Linked DNA regions of Homo sapiens: region 2 is linked to region 1. A link is a loop called in an ENCODE intact Hi-C map of the cell type or tissue named here. Cell type or tissue: HepG2. All regions are shown on one strand. Links, peaks and the distances in the headings refer to the core of each region. The heading gives the core; the rest is flanking DNA.

The links. A loop is a pair of places that touch in the nucleus more often than their neighbours do. Peaks named below come from ENCODE experiments on the same cell type or tissue, not always from the same donor. Only the 100,000 strongest peaks of a DNase experiment are listed, where the experiment ranks them.
Region 2: it touches region 1 in a loop (3.0-fold over the local background); 8 of 110 quality-filtered maps call a loop at or near these places.

The regions. Positions count from the first base shown.
Region 1 is chr2:171,410,787-171,419,978 of GRCh38, reverse strand. All of the region lies in intron 1 of METTL8 (methyltransferase 8, tRNA N3-cytidine), which reads left to right. Among named protein-coding and RNA genes, the nearest start is that of METTL8, 19 kb to the left of the region's middle. RefSeq lists enhancers at 3,763-3,812, 3,823-3,932. In HepG2, for the core only: a CTCF peak has its summit at 3,717 (motif pointing right); a DNase peak (open chromatin) is centred at 3,728.
Region 2 is chr2:171,082,709-171,091,900 of GRCh38, reverse strand. It overlaps TLK1 (tousled like kinase 1), which reads left to right. Exons shown (of 21, transcript NM_012290.5): 3 at 9,049-9,120. Among named protein-coding and RNA genes, the nearest start is that of TLK1, 74 kb to the left of the region's middle. In HepG2, for the core only: a CTCF peak has its summit at 4,896 (motif pointing right); a DNase peak (open chromatin) is centred at 4,900.

The sequences.
Region 1 (9,192 bases), core at 2,648-5,147:
TGTTGTTAGGGGAAAGGATGAGAAGCAATGATATACAGTACATTCTCTGTTTAGAAAATGTAACAGAAACAGGGAGTTTGGGGAAGGGAGAGATTTAAATCAGTCACATGGGATTTTTTTAGGGTGGTGGAACTATTTTGTCTGAGACTATAATGGTGGGTACATGACACCATGCATGTGTTATGTACAGCACAGAGTGGAATTTAACATGTTCAGAATTTTTAAAATGATATCAGGAGTGTGGGGATTCCAGGATGGAATGCAGAGTGACAAAATAATCTAACTGTATTACAAATGTATGCAATAACCTCACTGAAGGGGGCCAGAGAAAAGGTGTTGACCTGAGTAACTTTGGAAATGAGACCGTAAGACTAAAGGCAATGGGAACTGTACATAAGCACTATACTGCAGTTGATAAAGTTTCCTGTGGCAGTATGGGGTAATAATTCTGAAACCACTATACAGGTGTACTAGAATCGAACAATTATTAACTGGATGGTGATGATAGGAACCAGGTTTCTTACTGTTGGAGTAGAAGGCTATAGACAAGCAAGAAGGGAAGGCTGGAGTTATCTGTGTGGTAATAGATTAGAGTTGGAGCTAGTAGTATGAACTCTAGTTTAATATAGATACAGATGAATGCATATAGAAACACATTATATATAGATATATGTATATACTTGGTTTATTATGCACACCTATATTTCCTTGCTTTGTCCCTTGAGAGGACTGAGAAGCAAGGACAACCTAGTAGCAAGGAACACACCTGGTGCCCAGACCATTCTCTAATAAAAGGAACAAAGATTCTTTGTAGAAATGGCTGTTTCTAGGACTAGATCAAGGAATACACAAAATGAGTGCCAGAAAGTAAGCAAGTGCTAAAAACAAAAACACAGTGATGGAACTATGTCAAAAGGAATATAGGAGCCAACTGAAAGAGGATTTTTTTTTTTTTTTGAGACAGGGTCTCACTCTGTCACGCTGCGTGACTATACTCATACTGGAGTATACTCATACCGGACTATACTTATACTGGAGTATAGTCACCCAGGCTGGAGTACAGTGGCATGATCTCGGCTCACTGCAGCCTCCGCCTCCTGGGGTCAAGCAGTCTTCCCACCTCAGCCTCCCAAGTAGCTGGGGCCACAGGCACATGCTACTATGCCTGGCTAATTTTTTGTATTTTTGGTAGAGATGGGGTTTCGCCATGTTGTCCAGACTGGTCTTGAACTCCTGAGCTTAGGTGATCCTCCAGCTTCGGCCTCCCAAAGTGCTGGGATTATAATCCCAGGCATAAGCCACCATGCCTGGCTTGAAAGAGCTCTTAATGGCCAAAGCTCAAAATAATTTGAGCAGCAAAATAACTGTTAGTATTTAGTTATAACATGAAGTATAACATAAGTATCCCTGGTCTGTACTGATATAAATAAAGGATTGAATAAATAAATGAATGGGAGAGAAGAGACAAATCGTCCATGCAAAAGAATTCCAAATATTTTGTGTAGATATTCTGCCCTTAAGGAGGTAGAGCCTAAGTGCCCACTTTTTAAATGTGGGCTCTGCATAATGATTTCCTTCCAAAGAGTACACTATGTAAAAGGGGCATATACCTTAACAGTGGGGAGAAACCTGTTAAACCCCGACTAGTATACCTCAAAACTGTCAAGGTCTTCATAAACAAGGAAAATCTGAGATACTGTCAGAATAAATAGGAGCCTAAGAAGATATGATGACATGGCCGGGTGCGGTGGCTCACACCTGTAATCCCAGCACTTTGGGAGATTGACACGGGTGGATCATGAGGTCAGGAGATCGAGACCATCCTGGCTAACACAGTGACACCCCATCTCTACTAAAAATACAAAAAATTAGCCGGGCATGGTGGCGGGCACCTGTAGTCCCAGCTACTCGGGAGGCTAAGGCAGGAGAAAGGCGTGAACCCAGGAGGCGGAGCTTGCAGTGAGCCGAGATTGCGCCACTGCGCTCCAGCCTGGATGACAGAGTGAGACTCCATCTCAAAAAAAAAAGACATGATGACATGATCTCATGTAATAAGGGGTCCCGGAACAGAAAAAGGACATTAGATAAAAATTAAGGAAATTGAATAAAGTATGGACTTAAGTTTATAATAATGTATTACTATTGAGTTGTTAATTATAATAAATATACCATAATAATGTAAGATTTAATAGTGGGGGAAACTATATCACATATATGGAAACTCTCTGTACTATCTGTAACATTTTTATAAATCTGAAATTAAAAGTTTACTTTAAAAATGCAGCAGGAATATGGTAGACACCACTATATAGGGATAGCACAACTTAGTAATTAAGAAGATGAACTCACGTACCAGCCTGCCTGGGTTCAGATCTCAGCCTCACTGCTTAGTATCTGTGTAACCCTGGCTACCTTAAGTAACTAGAACTACTTAACTTCTCTGTGCTTCAATTTCTTTATCTGTTAGTGAAGATTCTTGGGAGGACTAAATGAATTTGTGTGTGTGTGCATGTGTATGACTTGGAGTAGTGCCTAGCACAAAGCAAACCTTATATAATTGTTTGAATCTATTTATTATTACTACTTTTGTTCTTTAGTTTTGGTGATTATGGCTAAATTTCACTGCATCTCTCTTCTTCAGCATACTGATTTTTAGCTTGGCACTCCAACAGAACAGTATCCATAATACTTTGTTTTCATGGGGAAAATCATCGAGATTATAAAGATTCAAGAGAAAGCAGGACCAGAACTTGAGAATCCCCAACCCAGTTTCATGCTTCATATATAGCACTGACTTAGTGAAAGCTACAAAGCCTGACAGGATCTACTTTTTATGGGCATAGACATGCCACACATAGAAATTCTAAGTTAATTTTATTTGGTTTTCAGTAGATTTCTTACTAAGATATCCACTTCCCTTGTTAAGCTGATGTTCTTTTTGGGAAAAGCACTGCCTGCAATGCAAACCCCTCAGATGTAGGGTTCAGCATCTAAAATTTAGATGACATTTGAAGCAAAAGTGGGATGTATTATGGAAACATGTATTTCCGGTCTTTTACCTCTCTGCTAAAATTCATGCCAACTCTTTAGAAAACTTCTGATGGATCAGCAGCTCAGATGGAATAGCGTACTAAGTAGAACATAGAATCTGGAGTCAGGAGCCTGCTTGGAGAGTGGGCTCTTGTGGCTATGTGACCAAGTGCTCGAGCCTCAGCTCCTGCATCTGTACAACAGTGATAACAGAAATGCTTTTCCCACCCTTGTCCCTCACTTACAGGATAGTTGAAGATCAGATGTGAAAATGAATGTGAGAGCTTTTGTAAGTTATAAAATCTGTACAAATAAGATCTGTTAGAGTGGTTCTCAGATTTTCAACCAGAGTAAAGGCTAATGGAGCTTTATAGCCATATTAAGTGTTGCAGCCATCTGGACACCTTTAATTATTAAGTAATAAGGTGAAATCGTTGAACTTAAAATGCTCTTGATGGAAAATTTTCTCACAGCACTTTAGTTTTTAGGATGTTTCTCTTTGGCATAATAAAGGAAGGCATTGTTTTAGTCTGGAATTGTCTGTTTGAGGTGGCAGTTTGAGGAAATGGTTCCCAAAGTCTTCACTGAAATTAGCTGGAGAATACAAAGGTGAATCCCTGTGATATGGGAAGCTACCTACCTCCTTTGGACACAGATCCTCTTGTCCTGGTGTAGAGATGACCAGCAGAGGGTGCACGAGCTTTCCTAGGAGCTGACTCCAGCTTCAGCAGCAAGGCTGGGCAGACCTGACTGGTACCATCTGTGTTTTCTGTCTGATGATTAACAAGTACTATAAATGAAACGATCCTGGCGCGTCAGAAACACAGTCATCAAATGGAAAGAGAGAGCAGCCATAATGTCAAACAACAGTGTAGCAAGTGCCTGCCATAGTTGATGAATAGGAGGTTTCTAGATAACTGGAATTCAGCATTCTAGCATGGGCTGTTGGTTTCCCACATTCTCCTGTTACCCTTTTCCTTTTCTAATAATTTCTTTCTACTTCCTGGTTCTTTGCTCCACCTTAATCAGCATCCATAATCATCTGCCTTACCCAGTCTGACAATTAGAGGTCTTTTAAGCAACTCTTCTCTGGACATTTACCCTTGGCTATTTGGGTCCAGAATCCAGCATTCTAGTGTTGCTGTCACCTACTGCCTATTATACCATCTTTTATTCCCTAGAGTGGATCCTCTACTCATGAGTATTATATAGAATTTGTATATTTAGTGATTTTAAAATATTTTTATATTTTCTAATTATAAAGGTAATTTGGGTTTACATAGAAAAAAGAATATTTTAGGCCAGGCGTGGTAGCTAATGCCTGTAATCCCAGCACTTTGGGAGGCCAAGGCGGGTGGATCACAAGGTCAGGAGTTCAAGACCAGCCTGGCCAACATGGTGAAACCCCACCTGTACTAAAAATACAAAAATTAGCCAGGCATGGTGACAGGGGCCTATAATCCCAGCTACTTGGGAGGCTGAGGCAGAGAATTGCTTGAACCCGGGTGGCAGAGGTTGCAGTGAGCCAAGATCGCGCCACTGCACTCCAGCCTGGGCAACAGAGTGAGACTCTGTCAAAAAAAAAAAAAAAAAAAAAAAGATTTCGAGATATATTAAGAAGAAAATGCAAGGAAGATCTGTGAGCCTTTCAATCAGTGACAACTGCTATAAATTCTACTAGACTTTCCCTATGCATATGCATGTTTCTTGGTATATAGACATTAATTTTTTAAGATGAGACCGTACTATAAATACTATCTTGTACCTGACTTTTTTTTTCTACCTAATAAATCATGGACATCTTTTCATACCATGTTAGTTCATTTTCATCCTGCTGATAAAGACATACCCCAGACTGGGTAATTTATAAAGAAAAAGAGGTTTAATGGACTCACAGTTTCATGTGGCTGGGGAGGCCTCACAATCATGGCAGAAGGCAAAAGGCACAGTTTACATGGCAGCAGGCAAGAGAGAGAATGTGAGCCAAGTGAAAGGGGTTTCCCCTTATAAAACCATCAGATCTCGTGAGACTTATTCACTACCACGAGAATAGTATGGGAGAAACCGCCCCCATGATTCATTTATCTCCCACCAGATGCCTCCCGCAACATGTGGGAATTATGAGAGCTACAATTCAAGATAAGATTTGGGTGGAGACACAGCCAAACCATATCACATACCAATAAATTTAGGGTTTTAGTAACCTTTTTTTTTTTTTTCAGAAACAGAGCCTCACTCTGTCACCTAGGCTGGAGTGCAGTGGTGCAATTATGGCTCACTGCAGTTTCAACCTCCCAGATTCCAGTCATCCTCCTGCCTCAGCCACCCAAGAAGCTGGGACCACAGGTACACACCACCATGCCCAGCTAATTTTTTAATTTTTTGTAGAGATGGGGGTCTCACTATGTTTCCCAGTCTGGTCTTTAACTCCTGGCCTCAAATGATCTGCCTGTCTTGGCCTCCCAAAGTCCTGGGATTACAGGTGTGAGCTACTGGGGCCAGCCTTTAGCAAGATGTTTTTTTTTTTTTTTGAGACGGAGTTTCGCTCTTGTTGCCCAGGCTGGAGTGCAGTGGTGCGATCTCAGCTCACCGCATCCTCCGCCTCCCGGGTTCAAGCAATTCTCCTGCCTCAGCCTCTCGAGTAGCTGGGATTACAGGCATGTACCACCACACCCAGCTAATTTCGTATTTTTAGTAGAAATGGGGTTTCTCCACGTTGGTCAGGCTGGTCTCAAACTCCCAGCCTCAGGTGATCCGCCCACCTTGGCCTCTCAAAGGGCTGGAATTACAGGGATGAGCCACTGTGCCTGGCTTTAGCAACATTTTTAAGCAGCTACATAATTTTCCTTTCTATGCATGTACAATAATTTAGTCAGTCTTCTAAAAATTAATATTTGTATTGTAGTTTTTCAGTGTAATATACAAATAATGCTATGACAAATCCTTAATATATTCTTCTGATTATATCCATAGGATATATTTTTAGAAACGAAATTTTCTTTCTAATTTTTTCTTTAAAATTTTCATATGTATTACCAAAGCCCCCTCAGGAAAGGTCTCTCAGTTCAGTGCCCCCTCAGTTTGCCAGAATGCCTGTTCCTGCACACCATTTATCACAGTGTTTTTACCTTCGCCAAAATGACAGAAGATTATTTTACTGTTTTCTGTGTGATGGGCTTTCCGCTATCCATATCACCCAGAAAATTAATCTAAGGCAGCGAGTCTCCAGCTTTTTGGTCTCAGGACCTCTAGACACTAAAAAATTATAAAGGCTCCAAAGAACATTTGTTTATGTGGCTTGTAGCTATGGATATTTACTACATTTGAAATGTAACCTAAGAAAAAATTAATTGTTTAAATATTTATTAAATCTTTTTTATCACAACACCTGTAAAAACTGCATTATTAAGTGATTTAAAAATAAGACTAATAAACCCATTGTATGTTATTATGGCATATTTTTATAAAAAATATTTTCCAAAAGAAAAATATTAGAAGAATGGCATTGTTTTACATTTTTTGCAAATCTCAATGTCTCACCTAAGAGATGACTGGATTCTTATATCTGTTTCTGCATTAAGTCTGTTGTGATATGTTGTTCTGGTTGATATATGTGAAGAAATCTGATCTCACACAGATATATTTTATAAGTGGTTAGAAAGGGGAGGAGTGCTTTGTCTCTTCAGATGAATATGGGTATTCTACTTTACTACTACACCAAATCCCAGTAAGTGGTAGTATCTTAAAGGTTAATTGCAATATTACAATTTGAAGCCTTGTCAGTGAATTTTTCATATTCTGCTACATTAAAATCCATTGGTCTGTCTTGTATTATACTTTGACTGGATCTTTAGCCCGTGCTTGATTTTGTATCATCTTATGTTGGTCATCTGGAAAATACTGGCTCATTGAGTTGTATAGGTCTTCCAAATGTTGACACATTTCATTTTATAGTGCCAAAAATATCTTGTTCTCATCTGAACAGTGTTTAAGAATTAGAAAGCTGTTAGGCTTATAGTGGTGAACACAGGTTTTCCAGAATTCTAATTTTTGCTTAAAAGCTTAAATTTTATCAAAGGCAACAAATGGTGTCAGTTGTTTTCTTGGCAGTCTTACTTCATTTATTTTTGAGAAAATACCAAAGTTAAAATGATGCTCTGTGAAAACAATTTTTATTGCTTCATCAAGGAAATGCTTACGTGAAACTGCCTTTTTTTTTTTTCTGTGAGTCCATAGTTGGTGAAGAAGACAGTGATCTTCTGTATAGTTTGATGCCACTGTTTTGATTTAGGCAAAGGTGCTAATGCTTTTATCCACATTGCCTGTGCACCATTGGTGCAAATGGCACTACAGTGTTTTTTTTTTTTAAGGCAAATAATATGTTGATATTATCATGAAAATAATTTTAGCCTTTTGAAGACTGCCTAAAGGGGGGTAGGGTTCCCCAGGAATTCGTGAACCATACTCTGAGAACTTCTAGTTTAAGATTCTCTTACCAGAGATTGATTTGGGAATAGTTTGTGACCAAATTCTGGCCAGTGAAATCTGAGAGCAAGTCTGGCTGGGAAGTTGTGGATAAGTTTCCTCCTCCCTAAAAAGAGACACAGAAAGAGATGGTCCTTTTCTTTTGCTGGATGTTGCCATGTCTGTGTGATGCTTGGGACTGCTGCAGCCATTTTGTAATTGACAGAGGGACTTAGCCTTAGGATGAAGGTGATGCTGCGGAGAGCAGGATGGAGAAATGGCAGGAACCTGGATCCTCGATGACATTGTAGAATAGCAGATGAAACCTTACCTGGAACTTGCCCAATCTTTGGGCTTTCAGTTATGACAGATATTATTTCCTTATCATTTAAGCCACTTTGAGTAGTGCCTTCTGTTATTTGCAGTCAAAAGAATCCTAAAGAGACATTTATTATTAGTGTGATGAACAGTTTCAAGTGTCTAGTGGCCATCTGCATTTCTTTAGTAAATGCTTATTCATAGCATTAGCACATTTCCTGCTGAGGTCATTTCTACTTATTATTTTCTAAGCATTCCTTATAAACTAACACATTGTAATATTTTGCAGGTTATTTCCACCAGTGTCTTTTATAGCATATTTTCCCATACATTTAAATGTAAGCAATCTATTTGTCTTGTTCTCCTTTTTTAAATAGTTTGTGGCTTTGGTATCATGTTTAAGAGTCTTTTTTACCCCATTTTTTGGGAAAATATTCACTTTTTTCCTAGACTAATAAAGATTTAATTTTTCACATTTAAAAGTTTAACTCATCTGGAATTTATTTTGATGTTAGATATGGAGTAGCGATGTACCTTTTTTTTCCAAACGGGTGGCCCTTTTCTTAATATACATCTTTGAATAGGCCAGCTCTAACCCACTAATTTGAAATACTAACTTTATTACAAATGGAATTCTTATATATGTATTCTAACTCGTTTCTGGACTTTCTATTCTGTTCCATTTGCTTTGACTGTATCTCCTGTGTTAGAGGTATGCCCAAGACTTATCTGTTTGACAGTGTGTTGTAATGTCTGGAAGGACAGGTACACACCATCCCCCAACTCCACCCAACACAATCACATCACTCTTTCTCCCTGTAGTATTTTTCTGGTGCTTCCTGCATGTTTATTTGTCCAGATGAACTTTTAAATTATTTGTTAAAGTTCTCCCAAAACATTTTTGGAATTTCTGTTGGAATTACTTTAATTTTATAGATGATTTGGTGAGAATTTATATTTTTACAGTATTGAATCTTCAGCCCCAGAAACCCATGTACTGTCTTCCTACTTATTAAAATTGTCTTCCATGTCCCTCTGTACAGTTGTATAGCTTTCTTCATATTGGTCTTGTATATTTCTGGCTAGGTTTATTCCTAGGTATTTCATATTATTTTATGTTGAATTTGTAGAGGGATCTTTCCCACTGTATATGTTCCATTTAAATAAAAACACTTTTTAAAAACATCCAGCTCATATTTCCAGATAACTTTGGCTTCTTAGAAAAGAGTAACATTTAAGGATATTATCTAAGTAATATCTAAAGATACTATCATTTGTGGTATTACAGTATGTACTATGTGAACTGGATTTATGAGGTATGACTGCTTAAGACTGTTCAAGGAAATAACATACCAGAAGCTGTATCTTAATGAGTATTAT
Region 2 (9,192 bases), core at 3,369-5,868, 330 kb after region 1:
CGGTGGCAGGCGCCTGTAGTCCCAGCTACTCGGGAGGCTGAGATAGGAGAACGGCATGGACCCAGGAGGCGGAGCTTGCAGTTAGCCGAGATCATGCCACTGCACTCCAGCCTGGGAGACAGAGTGAGACTCCGTCTAAACAACAACAACAACAACAACAACAACAACAACAACAACAACAACAAAGACACCCCCCCGCCATCCCATGCTTATTATATCATTCCTTTGAGATTCAAACTTCTGGGGAAGAGAGTTGATTAATTTTCCCCTTTGTTTCTCGATTATAGGTATGGGTAAAGATTATGTATGGGAGAAGGACCCTCCTTAGAATTTCTCTAGTTGCTGGGCAGGTTGATTTCCAGTCCTACCAAAAATACAAGGACAGGATGGTTTTCTAAAAAGAAACTATGTTGCTGTCATGAAATTGGAATGGAGGTTGAATACCTAAAATGGGAAATGTTTACTGTGTTCTGAATCATAAGACTTGACTTTCAAATCCCAAATTTAAGACAGTTAATGCTTTTTAGGGATGCAAGGAATGTTTATACTAGATTATGTCTGGTTAGATGGGGGCATCTATTGTTGAAATATAATATTCCCTCTTAACCCATATAGCTCCTCTCAAGCATTGAACTCAAGCACTGATTTTTGTGATTTTCGTATGTCTGTAGCAGAGGTCGGCAAACTTTTTCTGTAAAGTGCCAGGTAACTAAATATCTGTAGGTCATGTGGTCTCTATCAAAACTACTCAACTGTGCCATTTTAGTACTAAAGCAGACATATACCATATGTAATGAAATGAGTATGGCTTTGTTCCAGTAAAACTTTATATAAAAACCAGGCAGAGGGCCATAGTTTGCTGATCCCCTATCTTATAGCAACTCTGTCTAATAGAAGTTTCTGATATGATGGCCATCTTTTGTATCTGTATGGCCTAATAGTAGCCACTGGCCACATGTGGCTACTGAGGATTTAAAATATGGCTAGTGCGACTGAGGAAATTAATTTTCAATTTAATTTTAATAGTTTCTTAGTAAAAAACTATTGTGTCTGCTAGTTTAAATATTGTTCTTTTTACTAAACTTTTGGCAACATTACCAATAAAAAGCCTTATAAAGTGGAGTTATAGTGGAGCTAGGAAAGATATTTTTATTGATAGAGAATGAATTCTGGTATAAAAAGCATTAAGAATAAATGAGTGCTTATCTATGGGGAAATATTACCAGCTTTAGTCTCCAAAGAATTAATACTGAAATTTAACCTTTTTAAATACATGATTTTAGAAAGTGAATACCTAGGAAAATCCCAAGGATTTGATGACTTTGTAGCAAAAAACCGTTCAAATAAATAGCATAGGCGATAAGTAGTTCTCTTCCTCACTACATTTAGAATAATGCACAAATCATAAGTACACTCAATGAATGTTCACAAACTGAACACAGTGATGTAAGCAGCACTCATATCAAGAAATAAAGATTATCCCCATAACATGATTATGATCTAGAGAAAAATCACAAGGAATCTAAAAATAATTAAAACTAATAAGTAAATTAGTTAAGGTCATTGATTATAAATCATATATTAAAACCAGTTATATTTTCTGCATATCAACAACAAATAAGTAGAAAGTAGAAAATGAAGTTTTAGAAAGGTACCATATACAGTATTAAAAATTGTTAATATAAATATGTTATTAAATCTTTATAATAAAAATATAAGTTGAAATAAATCTTACAAAAGATACTCAAGACATCTTCACTGAAAACTGTAAAACAGTGAAATCAGAAAAGGCCTTAGTAAATGAGATGCAATATTCAAATATTGGAAGACTCAATGTTATAAAGCTATCAGTTCTTACTAAATCGATTTGTAGCTTCAGTGCAATACCAATTAAAATCCCAGCAGGATTTTGGGGAGGGTGGAAAGTAACAAGCTGATTCCAAAATTATATAAAAATGTAAAGACCAAGAATGGTCTAGGCAGCCTTAAAGGACAATAACAGAGCTGGGAGAATTATACTACTAGATATCAAGAATATTTTGTGGTATTATTGATAAAATTAAACCAGGCACGGTGGCTTGTGCCCGTAATCCCAGCTACTTAAGAGGTTGAACGGGAGGATCACGTGAGCCCAGGAGTTCGAGGGTGCAGTGAGCTATGATCATGCCACTGCACTGCACTCCAGCCTGAGTGACAGAGCAAGACCTGGTCTCTTAAAAAATAAAGAGAAAGTTAGTTATTAAGTCAGTCTGATATTGACATGGATAGAAAAATAGACCAATGAAAGAGAATAAAGTCCAGCAGTAGACCCATCTGTAAATAGTAACTTGATCTATGACAAAGGTGATATTGCAGTGCAGTGGGAAAGAGTTGATCGTTAAAATAGATGTGCTGTATCAATTGGATATCTATAAGGGAAAATAAATAACTCTTCACTTTGAACTCTTATCATGATAGAAAAATCAATTTCAAGTAAATTGTAGATTTAAATGGGAAAGGTAAAGCAATAAAACTTTAATAAAATGAATAGACTGTCTTCATTACCTTAGATTGGCAGAGATTTCATAAATAGGTTCCAAAAGGCAGTAGCCAAGAAGAAAAACATTTGATAAATGTAACTACGTTGAAATGACACAGTAAGGTGTGAAAAGGCAAACCATAGATTCATGTCCTGAATATGGAAAGAATTCCTACAAATCAAGAAGGAAAAGACACACAATTCATGTTCATAATTTCAAAGCCAGGCCAAATGTGGTGTCTCACTCCTGTAATCCCAGCACTTTGGGAGGCCAGGAGTTCGAGATCAGCCTGGCCAACATGGCGAAACCTTGTCTCTACCAAAAATACAAAAAGTAGCCGGGCATGGTGGCACATGTCTGTAATCCCAGCTACTCAGAAGGCTGAGGCAGAATCACTTGAGCCCGGAAAGTGGAGTTTGCAGTGAGCCAAGATCATCATAGGATCAGGGAGACTTTTGTGTCTGTCCTGTGTTTGAGCTATTTCATGTATCCCATATCTTCTCTTTCTTGCTTTATTTCTTTGTTTTTGGTGGAGCAGATTCTCTGGTTGCTTCTTGAGGAAAGATATATGGGTAGTGAAATTTTTGAGACCTTGCATATTTTCCTCCTCCCACTTTGTTTTTAGTGTATCTGACGGGTAGAATTCTAGGTTGGAAATCATTTTCTCAGAATTTTGAAGGCATTGTTCCATTGTCTTCTAGCTTCCAGTGTTACTGTTGCACACTCCAATGCCATTCTGATTCCTGATTCTTTGTAAATACTCTATTTGTTCTTCCCTCGAAGCTTTTATTTAGGAGCTTGTGTTTGTCTCTAGAATTTGAAATTATTTATTCTGATGTATCTTGGTTTGGTTTTCTTTAAGCCATTGTGCTTGATTTTTTAAAAATGTGTCTTTCCAATCCAGAAACATGCTTTCCAGTTCTGGAAGAATTTTTTGAGTGATATTGGACTTTGTTCATATCTGTGCATTAGGCACTTAAACACTTACTGGAAACTGTGTAACTGGGCAGGGTTTACTGACTGATGGATGGGTTTTGTTTTTTGGGGTGTTTTTGATACAGGGTCTCAGTCGCTCAGGGTGGAGCGCAGTGGCACTGTCACAGCTCACTGCAGCCTCTATCTCCTGGGCTCAAGTGATCCTCCTACCTTAGCCTCCTGAGTAGCTGGGACTGCTGGTACATGCTACCACATCTGGCTAATTTTTTTTTTCCTCTGTAGGGACAGGGTTTCACCATGTTGCCCAGGCTGGTCTCAAACTCCTGGGCTCAAGCCATCCGTCTACTTCAGCCCCCCAAAGTGCTGGGATTATAGGTGTGAGCCACCATACCCAGCCATGGATGGGTTTTGCAGTAGGATGATCTAGTTAAGTCATTTCTCTGAGGGACTTATAGAATCTCCCAGAGAGAGATTTTTATCATCTCATACCTGTGGAGTAAAAGCTTGGCTGCTAACTTTTTAGAATTGAGAACAAGAAAGGGCCTAAGGGTCTCTTTAGTGTAGACTTTCTACTTAACCTTCTCTGTTTTCTCAGCTGTGCCTTATGCATCTTAGTACAGAGTTCTCCTAGCTCACTATTTCCAGAGTGAAGTTGGCCTCCAGCATTTATGATGACAAGTCAACTGTTACTTTTATCCTTTTTTGTTCTCATGTGTACTTTCTCCAGCTGCTTTCAAGATTGTTTTCTTTATCTTTGGTTTTTCAGCAGTTTGACTATGATGTGCGTAGGTGTGGTTTTCTTTGTAGTTATCCTGCTTGGGAGATTGAGTGAACTTCAATCTGTAAATTAATGTCTTTGCCAAATTTTGGGATTTTTCTGGCTGTCATTTTTTCAAATATTTTTTTCTGCATATTTTTCTCATTTTATGACCCCAGTTACATGTATCTTAGACTGCTTCATGGTGTCCAACAGACACTATTTTTCAATATTTTTTTCTCTGTTCTTTAGTTTGAGTAATTTCTCTTGACCTATCTTCAGTACTCTTTTTCCATTCTTCTGTTAAGCCCATTCAGTAAGTTTTCTATTTTAGAGAGTGAAATTTTCAGTTGTAGAATTTACGTTCAGCTCTTTTTACGGTTTTTATTTGTCTGCTGAAATTTCCAATCTTGTCGTTTGAGCTACTTATATTAGCTGCTTTATGTTATTTATTTGCTGATTCCAAATCTGTGTTACTTCATGATTAGTATCTATTGATTGTCTTTCCTCTTGAGTATGGGTCACTTTTTCTTGTTTCTTCATATGATTACAAATTTTTATTGTATCCTCCACGCTGTGAATGACACATTACAGTGACTTTGGAGACTGTTTTTTGTTTGTTTTTCTTTGTTTTAGGAGGCAGTTAACTTGGCTAGACTGAAATTTAAGCTATGTCTCCCTGCAGAGGGCAGCACTGACATCCCTGCTAGTTGTTTTAGTCTTATCTAGGCTGCTTATCGTCTGCTCCGTTTTTGCATAGATCACTGACCAGCCAAAGAAGTAGGCAGAGTTAATATGCAGAATTTGGGACTCTCCCTTTGTGGATCTTTATTTTCCAGCGTATCCCTCCTTACTTTGCAGCCTCTTTGGAAGCTTGAAACTCTTGTTTTTCAAGCCAGTAAGACTAAAGATTTTGATCTGGGTTTCAACTGCTGTTTGTGCAGCTCTGATCTCCGGGACCTTCCCCTCAGCAAAAGCTGTAAAAACAGGAAACCTACCCAGATCTATTCCCTTCTTCTCCTCTTCTTTTTTTTTCTGTTTTTTTTTTTTGTTTGTTTTTTTTGAGACGGAGTCTTGCTCTGTTGCCCAGGCTGGCATATAGTGGTGCGATCTCTGCTCACTTTAACCTCTGTCTCCCAGATTCAAGCATTTCTCCTGCCTCAGACTCTCTAGTAGCTGGGATTACAGGCATGCGCCATGACGCCTGGCTGTTTTTTGTATTTTTAGTAGAGACGGGGTTTCACTATGTTGGCCAGGCTGGTTTTGAACTTGTGACCTCAAGAAGTCTGCCTGTCTAGGCCTCCCAAAGTGCTGGGATTACAGGCGCGAGCCACTGCACCCAGCCTCTGTTCCCTTCTTCTAAGTGTTGTCTTGTACTTAGATTCTGCCTACTTTTGGTTCAGGTAGTGGCTTTTTTAAATCCTTTTTTTCCAGGATTTATATATAGTTATCTGTAGAAAATAAGGTATTCTGTTTTTACTGGTGGTGGAATCTTATTCATCTACCTACCTACTTATATTTTTATTGTTTGTTTTAAAAGATAAAAATATTTCATGAATTTTTATTGATATTTCCTATTCAAACTCAGGATTATAAGGTTTTTTTCATATGCATCTTTATACTGTGAATTATGAAATTCGAAGATACGAAGCAGAGGATAGAATTGGATATCCCTTAATTATTTTACTTTATTCTGTATTTCACACACATAGCTGTCTCAAAATAACATTAGCACAGTGAACAAAGTGGGTACTGAAAACAATTATTTTGTGTATGCTTTCCATCCCCTAGTTTTAAAAATACTGTACTATTAACTTTGCATGCATTTAGTCATTAAATATTATATCCTCTCCCTTGTCATTATCATTTAATCTTGATCAACAATAAGTCATATTATTGCTTGCCTTCAGTTCTTAGACTGGTAAACTATTCATTTTGGTTGTCTTAAGCTTGTTCTGTAGTAGATTCTTTAGGAAGGGCTCATGGGAGCAGGGTTCCCTAATTGCTTGCATTTTTGGTAACCGTTTATCTATGCTTTCCATGTGTTTAAAATGGATTTTACTGAATATAAAACACTTTGCTTTTATTTTCTTTCCTTGAATAGCTTATGTCACTCCATTTTTGTCTGGCATAAAGTGTTTGCCTTTGATGTTCGCTTTCTGGGTTGTTATTCCTAGGTGTGCATGGTGCTCTGTCAGTAGTTTCAATTTTTTTAATTGAACATTTAAAAAACAACAACTGACAACAAGAGACTGACAACTGAAAATGTCAGAGACATTTTTTTTTCTTTTTTTTTTTGAGATGGAGTTTTGTTCTTGTTGCCCAGGCTGGAGTGCAATGGTGTGATCTTGGCTCGCTGCAACCTCTGCCTCCCAGATTCAAGTGATTCTCCTGCCTCAGCCTCCCAAGTATCTGGGAATTACAGGTGTGCACCATCACGCCTGGCTAATTTTGTATTTTTAGTAGAGACAGGGTTTCACCATGTTGGTCAGGCTGGTCTCGAACTCCTGACCTCAGGTGATCTGCCCGCCTCCGCCTCCCAAAGTGCTGGGATTACAGGCATGAGCCACTGTGCCCAGCCATCAGAGACATTTTCTTGAATTACAGTTTTTACTATTTTCTGGCTTTAGTAGTTTTTAGGGTCTTCTGTTATCTGTATATTGATCTTTGTTGCTTCATCATCAGCTGTAGCTTACTCTCAAATACTTTTCATCTCTTCATTTCTTTTGATTTCAAAAATGTCCCTGTTTTTTGCCTTCTGGTTATCTTAAAGCATTATCTACTGTATATATTTGCTCTTGGGTTCATTCAGATATACTTTTTATTTCTGAAACTTTTATTTTTAATGCTTTCTTGAGTTCTGTTACCTTATTTCCGAGTTTTTTGAAATCTGATTTATATAGTTGTTTCATGTCTTGAGTCCTTTTTGTAATATCTCTTAGTTCATTTTAAAATAGTAGGTTACAATTTTTACCTATTTTGTGGATGTGTGTTCCTGGTATGCTTTTATTATCTGGATGTTATTCTGTATCTTACTTTATTTTTTCTTATACCTTTATGACCTGCATAATTTTCTTTTGCCTACTTTCATGTGAAATTGGATTTCCTGAACACTTAAATGGTTGGTGTGGTTCAGGATGGCTTTTCTTACAGGGCTTTCTCTACTGCTGTTTTTAGGCACGCTTCAAAACTGTGGCATTTGCTTTCTGAGATTGCTAGGCTGTGTTCCCTCCCTTCTTTATCTGAATATTCTCTTTCCATTATTGTAATTGTACCTATATAGTACTCAATTTTCATTCCACACCCAGTAATTTGTACTCATTGTACCACCCTGTTATGTAAAGATCCGTTTCAAGGATTCGTGGAGGCTAGACTGCTCTCACTTTTTAAATGTAACCGTGGACTCCTCCCACTTAGTCACTAATTGAAAGTGCAAAACCCTTCTGTACTTAAGTTAACCTAGCTTCTGTACCTAACTTGTTGGCTGTTTTAGGTGTCTTTTGTTCTCGGTTATCAGACATCTGTTTCTTTCTGTTTCCTCCCATATTGATAATGATACCATACATTATCTATGGTTGTTGTTGACTTGTTTCCATCTGATGTTTTGAGGGGGATTCATGGAGATTCTTGTCACCTAGTTTTGTTGTAAATACAGTCTGTGGGTTTTTGGTTTACTATTTAGTTTTATACATTTTTTTGGTGGGTATTTACAGATGCTCAAACACTTTGCCACTGCCCTTATTGTCCCAGAATCTTTCTAATGTATTACTTCTTAATTGCTGCTGTTTCAAATTTGATAATCTTGCCATAATTAGATTATAACTTATTCCAAGTACTACTTGAATTGTAATTAGTTCAAGCGCTATCCTTTGTTGACAGCAGCTTTTACAGTATCCAGCATAGTACTGGGCATGTATGCAATGGCTCAGAGTTGTCACTTTGGAAATTAATCTAATTTCAATTATATAATTATAGTCTAACTGGCAACCTGTTAATAGTAGGATTAGCAGCCACTCCTGTTACAAGTGAGGTGAAACATGAGGATATCAATTGGCTTGCCTGTATGTAATGTTAATTCTTGCATCATCTTTGACATATATGCCATAATCTGTCAGCCACCTGGTCTAAGCATTTCTGGAAGACTATGATCTGATGTACTGATGGTACAAAAAAGTGCACAAGATAATAAGTATCATAGAAGCGTATTGGAAACAAAGCAGACATCATCCTACAGAATGTTAGCTCTTTCTTTGTTACAGTTCAAAAATATTGTCAAGGAAATGGAGAAATTCTTGAGCAAAGCAATTAATTAAAATGGTCGAGATGGTCAAAGATGTTTTTGAAGAGATAGAGTTAAAACAAATTTTAAAAAAAAGAAAAACAGGACAGTTTGTTAATACAGAGAAAGGCAAAGAGGTGTGTTTCAGACATGATGGAATTTGATAATTGTGAAGGGACCTGAAGAGCCCAAATAATACTTTCAGCCAAAGGTAGCATTAGTTTTTAATACATTGAGTAATAATTTTAGGGATCTTGTCATCCTAACAATGGCCCAGTTCCTTTGCTTTTGAACTGGGATTTAAAAAACCAGCTAATAGAAGTCAGTTCCTAAAACACAGCAGAACTTTATTGACTTGATAAAACTTTTCAAAGTATATAGTGTTAAGAATTTAGTATTTCTTATTTTTACCTCATTTGGCTTCCTTGTTTTAAGGAATTATACTTTATTTATTTATGAAGATAGATTATCTACTTTGTAATATGTTTGTTTAAAATTATTCCCGCTGCTTTAAAAAAATTACTCCTAATTTTTACCTTTTAAAAAATCTTTAACAGGCCTCAACAAATAACGAAAGCTCTAATCACAGTTTTGGAAGCTTGGGATCTTTAAGTGACAAAGAATCAGAGGTAAGTAATTTCATTTTAAATATGGTGCTATTAAAGTAAAAGCTGGAATCACCGTTTTAATTAGTATTTTGT